Regions from separate parts of the Homo sapiens genome. Here regions 1 and 2 are each linked to region 3. A link is a contact called in ENCODE Hi-C or POLR2A ChIA-PET data. All regions are on one chromosome and are shown on one strand. Each heading gives the region's core, a stretch centred on a gene start or an enhancer-like site at or near the end of the contact. The rest is flanking DNA. Distances are from core to core; before and after follow the strand shown. Region 1 holds the start of GPR161 (G protein-coupled receptor 161). Region 2 holds the start of SFT2D2 (SFT2 domain containing 2). Region 3 has its middle 82 kb from the start of MPZL1.

Region 1 (4,100 bases), core at 1,271-3,770, 330 kb after region 3:
GTGAATGAATGAAGTATGGAGTCATAAAGTCAATCCCTCCTCCAAACTCCAGGTAGCACTGATAGCTATCTCTAGTTCTGTTGATGTTTTTTGTTCTTATAGAAAAACAGCAAGAAGACACCATTTCTCCCCTGCTGTCATGCTTTACTGCATCTCAGAATGACAGTCAGTGCTTCCCAAGGTCTCACACAGAAGACGCAAGCAGCCTGCACACATAATTTGGTTAAACTGCACGCACATTAAAAAAAATGTTTTGAATCAGTTGCTATCTTTAAAAATATATGAAGCTTGTTTTCCGTAAAAATTTACAGTTTCCCCCAAAACTAAGATCAGGCAACCATGTGCTGGAGCCCCACCGCACCTGCAGCTGCCCCCTTACTGGAGACAGGCTTAGCAGCACACAGCTCCCACCCAGCCCTCCTGTCCACCCGCCTCCTGCACTCAGGCTTCCTGACTGGTCCCTGCTGGCAGTGGAGTTTACACCACAGAACTGTACCTCCTCTTGCTGACATTTAGGTCAGTTCCAGTTCAGCCCATTCTGTCTTCCTCGGAACCCAAACAGAGAGCTCGCAGCCCTCTGACCACACAGTGCTCCTTCACCTCTCAGAGGACGCACAGTGCACCAGGCTGCAACACAAAGAGAACGGTTCGGATATCGTTGCGGCCTTGGATTAGTTCCAAAATGTCAAGCGGGCCTCTTAATGAGGGGTCTCTATTCTTGATGTTATGGCAGTGGAGCTACAGGGCAGGGAGAAGCCCTGAGTTAAAGAACTCACCTGTGTGCCATCAGGAAACCACGTGAAAAGCACTACCAAGGCAAAAGATCTGAGTTCAATCTGGGCTGCTTACCTAGCTGGGCAAGAATGCTTCATCTCTCCTGAGCCTCAGTTTCCTCACCTATCAAATGGGCTAGTAGAGCTTCACAAGGTTGTTGTGTGAATGAAAAAGTGTACATGAAAGTGCTTGTAAGCACCTGACAAGTATAAAATAAGACGGGTGTGGAGGAGGACCGGAAGAGAGGTGCTCTGAAAGAAGTAACAGAAATGGGTGCCATGCATTCCAGTTACAGTTGAAGAGCCTCTGTCTCTATGACCTGAGGTCCCTCCCACCTCCTCTTTCTGCCCTGAGGGCCTGAAAAATGCCTCTCTTCACTTGCTCCCAGTGGCTGCAGTAAAATAGATTATAAGGGAAAACCGCCTATTCCCCGAAGCAGTAGCTCTCCAGAACTCATCTGGAGGTCCAGGTCACTAGGGGAGAAGAAGCCAGGCTGAATCCACGCCTGGCTCCACGGAGGAGCCACAAGGATGGCCATCCTCCCCCAGCCCCTAGGACGCTGAGACAGGCTCACCGGAGGTTATCGGTGTCTCCATTGGACAATCAAGGAACTGAGGTTCTTTCCCTCCAAAACCACACACCTCCTCACGGCTTCACCGGGAGGTGGATCAAATGACCTGCTCTATGAAAGCACTTTGCAAAAGGGATGAAAGTACAATAACAAGCAAAAATAGCCTCCAAGATGTGATATAAAGCGATGCCAATGCGCAGCTATGTGGTTACTGGTGAGCAGACCTCCGGGAAGCACAGGACACACCCCACTTACCCAACAGACGTTCTCATCCCATATGCCTTTGTCCAAAGGTTGCACGGGGGTTAAGCTTGGCCCAGAAGGCGCCGAGGGCTGGTCGAGTTCTCCCCTTTCCAAGAACCAGCCGAATCTCCCTCCCGCAGATCTGAGGGGCAGAGCCGCCCATCCGGCGGCGCCGGGCCACTTCTGGGCGCGCCACCCGCCGCCCGCCCAGGCTCGGGGAGACAGCGCCCTGAGTCCCGGCTGGGAGAAGGCTGCTCACCTGGTCCTCACGGATTCCAGCCGAGGGGCGTGACCGCTTCTCCCCACACCCTTTGCCCTGAGCGGGACGTGGAGTCTCTTGGCCCCAGGGGGCGCGGCCCGCATCGGCAGAGTCCCGGGCACGCACCTACGCCCTCCCATCCAGCGGACTGTTTAGGGGCTTCGGGCGGCGCCGGAGAAACGGGGCGGGCTGCACCCAGCAGAATGGGGTGGGCCTCTCAGAAGCCCCAGGCCGCAGGGGAGGGGCGCGCCCCCAACATCTTCCCACAAAGAGCTCCAGCTCTCCAAAGCAAGGCGCAGTGCGGGCGGAGGACAGCCCTGACCTCCGAGAGGGGCGCGGGGAGAAAGGGAGCGCCGTGGGGGCGGGGACCCTTCCCGGCCCGCGCCCTGAGCCCTCAGCCTCGCACAATGAGTTTAGCCTGGCTCCATCCGGACCGCCCTCTCCGCCCGGGCCCGCGCCCGCGCCCCACGCCGGGTGCTCACCGAGGAGCGGCCGCCGCGGCAGCTCAGGCCCCGGCCCAGCCGCCTCCCCGCCTCGGCCACCGCCGCCGCCGCTTCCTTCCTCCCCGCCGCGCTCCGGGACTGGAGGTTTCGGGTTTCAGCCCACCGAGCCCCGCTTCGCTCCTCCCGCGGGCCAGCCACCAGCACGCGGACCCGGGCGGGCGCAGGCCAAGTAACTTTGCGGCGCCCGCGCCCCGCCCCGCCCCCCCCACGCCCGGCCGGGCCCCTCCGGCCCCCGGAGCCCCGAGCCGCCTCCCCGCGCCCCGCACTGCCCCGCCCCGCCCAGCTCCCGGCGCCCCTCCCCACCCGCGCCCCTTCCTTCGCGTCCGTCCGCCCGCCCTCCCGGCTGCTTCTTTCCCATTTCTTCCCACGAACAGCCTCGGCTGCTGCTCTTTGTCTCGCCCTTACCCTCTCGGCTCGCCCCACTTTTCTCCTGAAAACCTTTGTGGTGCCTAACTCAGGCCTTCCCTGTTCCCGTTCCTCCGCCCCAGTTCCAGCCGCTGGGACGTCGCCTTTTCCATGTCTCTCTCCATCACACAGACACTTTCAGATTCTTCCCGCAGGCTCCGCACAGTCCCATTCTCCTCCTCCAGTCCCGCCGTGGACGATCCTGGTATCGCCTTTGCTGCTCACCTTTCATTCATCCAGCCGACGGGCACGAGCATCCATCTGCCTTCTGCCAGGCTCTGTCCCGGGCTCTGTTAATACCACAGTGAATTCGTCCCGAAGCCAGCCCCGGGGAGTGGGGAGTGGACGTAAACAGGTCTTCACACTGCTGCCCTGCACTCCCTCGGAACCAAAAGGCCAGGGAGCAGTCATCACAAAACAAAGAGCGGGCGCTGTCAGCTCGGGGGACGGAACAGTTCCTTCTCAGAATGTTTGTTTTCCCTTCCTCACTCCCCACTTTGCCTGCCTGTCTCCAGACTCCTACGTTTTCTATGCAGCAGTCTTAATAAGGGGATGAAAAGTTGAAGCACAGAGTAGAACTGCTAAAAAGGGAAAGAAGGAAGGACAAACAGGGCAGCAAAATAATCAGGTAAGAAGTTACAAAGCCCAGTTCACTAAACTCCAGAAAAAAAAAAACAAACCCTGATGCTGTGCTTAGAGCAGGATTCACATTCCTCTGAAATCCATCTGCTTTGATAAATACATTAATTATTCCCTTGTCTACAGATTGACACTGTGGGAGATGCTTCCTTAATATTATTGGGCCACTGAGGCACAATTTAGAACAGTAATTTACTGTCTGGCACCTGCCAAACACCCACATTGCTCTGGGGACAAATGGGATAATGGGGAGAAAAAAGTAAATGGGTGCCTTAATATTCCTATGGGATAAATGCTTTATTTGGTCAAAAACTGGAAGCTGACGCTCCACTTAAGAGTCTAGGTCACGCGGCAAGCCAGACACTTGAAGGAGCTTAAAGCTTTCTGTTCTTAATAGTATTTTAGACACTTATTTTGAAATCCCTGATATTTATTTAATTTACACTGACTCAGATGTCGGCTAAGCTCTATGAGCCTGAGGGAGTGAGTTAACCTTCCTCTCAGCTTATTCATATATAAAATGGGGATACTCATACTTTCCTATCTGTAGAGTTGAAAAGGTTAAATGAGGTCATGTAAGTAAATCATCCAGTGACATAGAATCTGAGAACTAAACCCTTTTGAAAATTGGTATTCACGAAAGGTCTGAAAATATATGCCACAGACTGGCATGGTGAGAATGAGAATAAAAAATAAACAGTTACGG
Region 2 (4,124 bases), core at 1,427-3,926, 420 kb after region 3:
TGCTGTTACATATCAGAAATTTGGTGGCAACAGAAATGGATTCTCTCACAGTTCTGGAGGCCAGAAATGCTGAAAACAAGCTATTGGCAGGACTATGCTCCCTCTGGAGGCTCTAGGGGAGAATCCTTTCCTTGCCTCTTCCAGCTTCTAGTGGCTACTGGCATTCCTTGGCTTGTGGCTGCATCACTCCCATCTCTGCCTCTGTGGTCACAGTGCCTTCTCCTCTTCTGTTGGTGTCAAATCTCCCTCTGCTTCCCTCTTATAAGGATATACATGATTGCATTTATGGCTCACCTGGATAATTGTGCATAATCTATTTTAAGATCCTTAATTACCTGCACAAAATACCACCCCCACTCCACTTTTCACTGTCTAAGGTAACATGTACACTTTCCAGAGATTAGGACATGGGTATCTTTTGGGGAACATTTTTCAGTTTACCACACTGTGGGAGATGTTAAGCAGGGCAACAAATGAGTCAGACTTATGTTTACAAAGATCCTTCAAGGGATGGTGTGGCACAGTCAGAAAAAACCTTCTGAAGACATTGATTAAACCTTCCTCATTCTTCTGTGTTTAATGACTACTTAGTATTCTTGTGAATGAATGTACCATAATTTATTTAAGCACTTCCCTCATTTATGAACTTTTAAGTTGTTTCCAATTTTTTTCTATTACAAACAATGCTACAATGAATCACCTTGTAATGGGCCAATTGCACAATGTGCAAATATAAATGTAGGTAAATCAGGAGCCCATATTCTGGGTTCAGACTCAGACACATTGGAGAAAGATAAGAGTGGATGCCTGTTACATTTTACAATAGATAATATTAATGGATTGTGAAATATATACTGAGCACTGTTCTAAGCATTTTTGAAATGGCTTTATTGCAATAGAATTCATATGCCATACAGTTAATTCAAAGCATACAATTCAATGGTTTTTAGTATGTTCAGAGCTGTGCATGCAACCATTACCACAATCTAATTCCAGAACATTTAAATCACCCCATTAGTCTCTTACTACCATTTCCCCTCCTCCATCCCTAGGCAACCATTAGTCTACTTTCTGTTTCTATGGGTTTGCCTATTCTGGACATTTCCTATAAATGAAATCATACAATATATGGTCTATTGTGTCTAGCTTCTGTGAAAGGGAAATATCTTGGGCCCCCCCAAATTACTAAAGGGAAAATTCAAGCTGGGAACTGCTTAGAACAAATCTGCCTCTCATTCTATTCAAAGTTATCACTGTGTTCACTGAGATAAATGCACATCTGATTGCCTCCTTTGGAAAGGCTAATCAAAAACTCAAAGGAGTGCAACCATTTGTCTCTCACCTATCTGTGACTTGGAAGCCCCCTCCCCCCTTGAGTCTTCCTGCCTTTGCTTCGAGTTGTCCCGCCTTTCCAAACACAACCAATGTACTTCTTACACATATTGACGGATGCCTCATGTCTCCCTAAAATGTATAACACCAAGCTATGCCCCAACGACCTTGGGCACATGTCGTCAGGACTTCCTGAGTCTGTGTCACAGGTGCTGTTCCTCAACCTTGGCAAAATAAACTTCCTGGTTAACTGAGACCTGTCTCAAATTTTCGGGCTCCACACTTCTTTCACTTAATACAATGTTTTCGAGGTTCATCCACGTTGTAGCATGTGTCAGTACTCCATTCTTTTTTATTGCATGGGTATGTCACATTTTATTTACCATTAATCAGTTGGTGGCCATTTGTATTGTTTCCACTCTGTTGCCCAAGCTAGAGTGCAGTGGCTTACTGTACTGACAATCATGGCTTACTGCAGCCTTGACCTCCTGAGTCCAAGCCATTCTTCCTCCTCAGCCTCGCAAGTAGCTTGGATTACAGATGCCCGCCAGCATGCCTGGCTAATTTTTAAGAATGTTTTGAAGAGATGAGGTCTCCCTATGTTGCCCAGGCTGGTCTGGAACTCCCGGGCTCAAGCCATCTTCCCAAAGTGCTGGGAATACAGACATGAGCCACCATGCCCAGTCTACTTTTAGTTTTTTTAAGGTCAGAAAAAAAAACAATTGTACAAACACAAAACAATTTAACAATCTATTATTCCTTTCAACATTCCTTCAGTCACTTTTTTTTTTTTTTTTTTTGAGACAGAGTCTCGCTCTGTTGCCCATGCTGGAGTGCAGTATCCTGGTCATAGCTCATTACAGCCTGGAACTCCTTGGCTCAAGTGAGCCTCCTGCCTCAGCCTCCGGAGTAGCTGGGCTTCCAGGCACGCCCCACCACACCAGACTAAGGCCTTGAGTGATTAAAAAGAAAATCTTTTCCTGTGTAGGCACGATCGCAATATGGATGAACCACAGCCTTTGTTCCCGTCTGCACAAGGCTTCTCCCCCGTCTTTGTGTCTCCGGAGCCTTGCACGTGGTAGGTGCTCGGCATTCGTTGACTGGATCAAGTAGGGCGAGGGAGCGCGGCCCGTTCCGGTTTGAAACTGCTCTGGACGCCGAATTAGTGTTTGGCAGCGCCTGGTGGTCTTCAATCCCAGCCCCTCCGGCCCGCCGCGCCCCCCGGGACCAAAACAAGCGGAGGCGAGCGCGGGCGCGCGGGGCATGCCGGGAGCCCCCCGGTGGGCAGGTGCCTGGGCGGGGCGCGCCGCGGTTGGCGCCTGGGCGGCTGGGCGGCTGCCTAGCACCCGGAAGAGCCGTCAACTTAGCGAGCGCAACAGGCTGCCGCTGAGGAGCTGGAGCTGGTGGGGACTGGGCCGCAATGGACAAGCTGAAGAAGGTGCTGAGCGGGCAGGACACGGAGGACCGGAGCGGCCTGTCCGAGGTGAGTGAGCCCGGGGCCGTCGGCCCCCTCTCGCCGCGCTCCCGCCCTGCGTCCCCTGCCCGGGCCTGGGAAGCCTGCGGGGACTCCCTGGAGTTTCTGGACGGTAGCTCTGCCCCTTCTCCTCCTCTTCTTCTGCAGGGCTCCGCGAAGAGGTCTGGCACTACACGGGGCAGTGGCCGCGGCGTCCTTTTCTGCCCCGCGCCCCTTCAGCCCATCCTCCCTGACAAGGGGGCGGCGCAGGAGGAAATCCCCGGACTGAGCTGCGAGTGGGAGGGTGGGCGACTGGGCTGTCGGCCCCGGCCCCACCGGCCGGGGAATGCGCTTTAGGGCCGGGTAGGGCTGGGGGCCCCGAGGTCCAGGCGGAAGGAGCCTTTGCTGGGTGGGTCGGGGCCCCAGACCCGGACTGGGGTGTTGGGGTGGCGGTCCCTACCTCGCGACGGGGCTGGTGGCCGCGCCCCGAGCTCTGCCTTGGTTTTCTGTCCGGTTTAGGTTGTAGGGTGTGACACTCCCACCCGCCCCTGTACACATTGCCTTGTGATTGGGGGTGAGAAACTGCCCCCATCCCATGAGGACAGGGACCACATCTTGTGTCTCTGTCCACACTGCCCACAACTAGTCTCTAGACACCCAGCGCCTCAGGAGACTGCCTGCGTGTTGGTTTGTTTTATTAGAAAAGCTTTTTTTTCTTTTTTTCTGAGACAGAGTCTCACTCTGTCGCCCAGGCTGGAGTGCAGTGGCGCGATCTTGGCTCACTGCAGCCTCTGCCTCCTGGGTTCAAGCGATTCTCCCACCTCAGCCTCCCAAGTAGCTGGGATTACAGACACCCGCCATCAAACCCGGCTAATTTTTGTATTTTTACTAGAGACGAGGTTTCACCATCTTGGCCGGGCTGGTCTCGAACTCCTGACCTCAAGTGATCCGCCCACCTCTGCCTCCCAAAGTGCTGGGATTACAGGCATGAGCCACCGCGCCCGGCCTATTAGAAAAGTTTTGATCGTGCTGAAACCTGGCCACTAATGTCCTATGTTGTAGAACCACACAGAATGCTGCATTTCTATTTAGGGTGCTTTTAGCTTTTGTTTTCCTTTTTGGATGACAAAATAACGTTTCTCTTCGCTTTTTGGTGTATTCTTTAGCCTCCGTTCCCCATCTGTGAAATGAGGATGTTAAGATGATATGGCCAACTGGAAACTAATCAGTGTTTCTTCTGGTTTCTCAGCAAGTTCTTCTTTCTCAGCAAGCTGCTTTCACCCACGTTTGTGGTTGCTGATTTTATTCGGTTTTGTTTTGTGTGATACTGGGACTTAGC
Region 3 (4,125 bases), core at 531-3,030:
AGAGTGATGGTCTTTCTAAAACGGAAATATGGTCCATGCACTTCCTTGGGAAAGTCATTCAGTGCCTCCTACTGCTGGCAGGATAAGGTCTCAAACTCTACCACCTGCCCCATAAGGCCTGAGGGCATGCAGCTCCTGCCCGCCCTCTAGTCATCACACACATGTCACCCTGCTGAGGAGAACTCCAGCCAGACCAAGTGGGAGGACCCAGGCTCCAAAACTCCTCCAGCACCAAACGCTGTGTCCCAAATCTGTAAAGCTCTTCACCTGGCTGAGTCCTGTTTCCTCTCTCAGGAAGCTTTCTCCAGCCTTCTAAAGCCAGGATAGGGTGCATGCCGGGCCCCTTCATAGCTATGCGTTTTAATGATCTGTTCCCCCAGCGGAATTCTGAGTGCTTTACCTGTTGTATTAATCCATTCTCACACTGCTATTAAAAACTACCTGAGACGAGGTAATTTCAGAACAAAAGAGGTTTAATTGACTCACAATTCCACAGGGTTAATAGGAAGCGTGACTGGGAGGCCTCAGGAAACTTACAATGGTCGAAGGAGAAGCAAGTACCTTCTTACCATGGAAGACCAGGAGAGAGAGAGTGAGGGTGGAAGTGCCAAACATTTTTAAACCATCAGATCTCGTGAGAACTCACTACCATGAGAACAGCATGGGGGAAACCTGCCCCCATGATCCAATCACCTCTCACCGGCCTCTTCTCCAACACTGAGGATCACAACTCGAGATGAGAGTTGGGTGGGGACACAGAGCCAAACCTTATCACCCTTAACCCACAACAACCTTATGAGGTGGATACTGTTATTATCCCCATTTTACAAACAAGGGAAAGAAAGCACAAACAGGTTAAATAACTTACCCAAGGACACAAAGAAGTAGCAACTGGATCCAGTCCAGTGTGGTCCCAGGCCCACATCGGTAACCACCATGCAGAGTGTTTCTTACTTCTCATTGTAACCCTAGTGCAGAGCCTGATTAGTATAGTTGATGTTAAGTAATTTTTGTTTACCTCCATATTGTTTACTCATTCAATAAATATTAGGTTTCTACTTCTAAGGTAGTCTGTAAGAATTAGCTTGAAATGATCAAATGAAAATATTATTGGCCAGGTGCAGTGGCTTATGCCTGTAATCCTAACACTTTGGGAGGCCAAGGCGGGCGGATTACCTGCGGTCAGGAGTTGGAGACCAGCCTGGCCAACACGGTGAAACACTGTCTCTACTAAAAATACAAAAATTAACTGGGCGTGGTGGCACACGCCTGTAATCCCAGCTACTCAGGAGGCTAAGGCAGGAGAATCATTTGAACCTGGGATGCAGAGGTTGTGGTGAGCCGAGATCACACCATTGCACTCCAGCCTGGGCAAAAAGAGCGAAACTCCATCTCAAAAAGAAAAGAAAATATTATTTAATGAACTTATTAATTTACACTTTCTGAAGACTTACTGTTTGTGCAGGCACACTGGTCTTAGTGCGAGAAATAGAGAATGAGAACAATACCTTTACCCTTGAGTTGACAGGCATGGGGGTTGTGACAGAAATAAATATTTTAAAAAGATCATCACTTTTTCATTCCTGTTCCTGAAGCCTTCGTGGATTATTTATGTCTGCCTTCTCCTAAAAATAATTCTATCCAGGATGCCCCGAGGATGTCATGCTGGAAGCTTCCTGTAGGTAACGAGGGGCGCCGCAGTGGTGCTAAGTGCTGAGGCTGCAGGTCTGAAGACAAAAGCCTCCAGAGCGTGACCAGGAATGGTTCGTTTGGCTGCAGCCACAGTAAGGAGCCAGTGCTGCCACCTGCTGGCCAAGAGCAGGTTCGCCCACACCCATTCTGTTGTTAGGAGGCTGAATCACAGCCAGATGGAGGAGGGAAGGGATTTTATCACAACTCGCTTAGTTTAGAGATGAGGAAACTGATGAAAAAGGGACTTGCCCAAGGTCACGTAACTGGTTTGTGGCATAGTCAGAACCGGAACCAAGTACAGGGTTCCTGCAAAACCTGATGCACGCTCCTCTGGATTCAGGCACATGGAACTTAACCTTCAAATTGCAGTATGGTCTTTTCTCGCTTTTTCCTTTCTCTCTTCCCTCCCCCCTTTCCCTCCCCTCCTCTCCTTTCTCCTCCCCCTCCCTCCTCTCTCCTTCCTTCCCCCTCCCCCCATCCCTCCCCTCTCCTCCCCTTCCCATCTCTCCTCCCCTCTCCTCTTTTTTTTTTTTTTTGAAACCAGTTCTCATCACTGCACTTCCAGGACAGGGGAAGCACTGGGGAATGAGGCATCCTAGCTCTGTGGAGGGAAAGGGAGCTGGTCAACATATGCTTTAGGTATTTGTGGGTTTGTTTTTAATTAATAAACTTTATTTATAGAGCAGTTTTAGACTCATAGCAAAATTGAATGAAAGGTAGAGAATTCCCATATAGCCCCTGATCCTACATACTCACAACCTCACCTGCTAACAGCATTCCCCACTACAGCAGTTCATGTGATACAATTGATGAACCCACACTGACACGGCATTTTGACCCAAAGTCCATAGTTTACATTAAGAGTCACTCTGCTGTTACACATTCTATGGGTTTGAACAGATGTATAATGATGTGAATCCTCCTTCAGAGTAATGTACAGAATAGTTTCATTGCCCTAAAACTCCCCTAGGTTCCTCCTGTTCATCTCTCCTCCTCCCACCCCACTGGCAACCACTGTCTCCATAGTTTTGCCTTTTCCAGAAGGTCACATAGTTGGAACCATAGAGCATGTGGCCTTTTCAGACTGGCTTTCACTCAGTAATGTGCATTTAAGGTTCTTCTCTGTTTTTTTCATGGCTTGATAGCTAATTTCTTTTTAGTGCTGAATAACATTCCATTGTCTAGATTTACCACAGTTTATCCATTCACTTACTGAGGGACATCTTGGTGGCTTCCACGTTTGGGTAATTATACAGTTGCTATAAATGTCCATGTGCAGGGTTTTGTATGGATATGAGTTTTCAGTTCATTTGGGTACATGCCAAAAAGCACAATTGCTGAATTGTATGGTAAGAATATGTCTGGTTTTGTAAGAAACTATAAACTGTCTTCCAAAATGGCTGTACAACTTCACATTCCCTCCAGCAACGAGTGAGAGTTCCCGTCACTCCACGCCCTTGCCAGCATTTGGTGTCTTAGATTTTGGCCATTCTCGTAGGTGTGTGGTATGCTTTAGTTTTTTAGTAATTTGGGAGATGAACTATTAGTTTCAGAAATCCTCACACTCATTAGCACTATCTACCCATAGAATCAAAATCACAGGGAAGCCTGGTGGTGTTGACTTACAGAAAACATGAATACTTGCCTGCAGTTCACAAAGGGCACAGGGGTGAGACTCATGCTTTTGGCAGCTGTTGGGCAGCTGAGTATAAACCAGACTAAGGTGGTTGGGGCAGAACCCCAGAGTACTGTCCCCTGAGCCTATGTTCAAGCAATGCAGAGTGGCAACCAGAGGATGCTAAACTCGAAGGAGATGACTTGACTTTATCATGATCACTGCCTGCAGTTACCACCAGGAAGGCCTAACACAGGGTGCAGGATATTTAAAGAGAAGGAACGAGTATAACCCAATAAGGAAGGCATAGGCTAGAGATAAAGGCCACCATCCAGAGAGAGTGCCCAAAGGCCTACCTTCCTTTGCCCATCAGCATTTAGACATATGTTTTAGTTTACTTCTCTCTCACTGGCTAAAAGCAGACCACAGTCGGTTTCTTTGTTTCCTGTCTGTACCGTCTGTTCTCTTTAAAGTAAAAAAAAACAAACTGTCTAAATACAGGATGGGGAGAACTTGTTAGAATACATGTGACAGTATTAAAGGCTAATGCTTATGGATCTCCTTCTGTATACTAGGCAGCAGGTTTTTTTAAGTTAAAAAAATTGTTTTTTTGGTTTTTGTTTTTGTTTTTTTTTTAGTATTTATTGATCGTTCTTGGGTGTTTCTTGGAGAGGGGGATGTGGCAGGGTCATAGGATAATAGTGGAGAGAAGGTCAGCAGATAAACACGTGAACAAAGGTCTCTGGTTTTCCTAGGCAGAGGTCCCTGCGGCCTTCCACAGTGTTTGTGTCCCTGGGTACTTGAGATTAGGGAGTGGT

What was found. Hi-C counts contacts between places; a loop is a spot of excess contacts on that map. ChIA-PET counts read pairs that join two places held with the same protein, here RNA polymerase II (POLR2A). Pooled maps may share reads with other maps.
Region 1: a pooled map shows a loop between it and region 3 (4-fold over the local background). The contact joins the promoter of GPR161 here to the enhancer-like site in region 3. A Hi-C loop is called at or near these places in 7 of 50 pooled maps. POLR2A ChIA-PET finds 5 or more read pairs at or near these places in 2 of 52 experiments (AG04450 and activated T-cell).
Region 2: a loop to region 3 is called in a pooled map, with 5 times the contacts of the local background. The contact joins the promoter of SFT2D2 here to the enhancer-like site in region 3. A Hi-C loop is called at or near these places in 7 of 50 pooled maps. POLR2A ChIA-PET finds 5 or more read pairs at or near these places in 2 of 52 experiments (B cell and OCI-LY7).

The regions. Positions count from the first base shown.
Region 1 is chr1:168,134,410-168,138,509 of GRCh38, forward strand. GPR161 (G protein-coupled receptor 161) reads right to left here and starts at 2,521. Exons shown (of 6, transcript NM_001375883.1): 1 at 2,330-2,521. RefSeq lists silencers at 2,164-2,393, 2,922-3,216.
Region 2 is chr1:168,223,328-168,227,451 of GRCh38, forward strand. SFT2D2 (SFT2 domain containing 2) reads left to right here and starts at 2,677. Exons shown (of 8, transcript NM_199344.3): 1 at 2,677-2,815. The coding sequence starts at 2,753. RefSeq lists a silencer at 2,344-2,973 and enhancers at 2,598-3,331, 3,634-3,713, 3,834-3,883.
Region 3 is chr1:167,801,716-167,805,840 of GRCh38, forward strand. No RefSeq gene overlaps it. Among named protein-coding and RNA genes, the nearest start is that of MPZL1, 82 kb to the left of the region's middle. Within about 2 kb of position 1,781, at least 2 of the 41 ENCODE cell types and tissues checked have a DNase peak (open chromatin) inside an H3K27ac peak, as active enhancers do.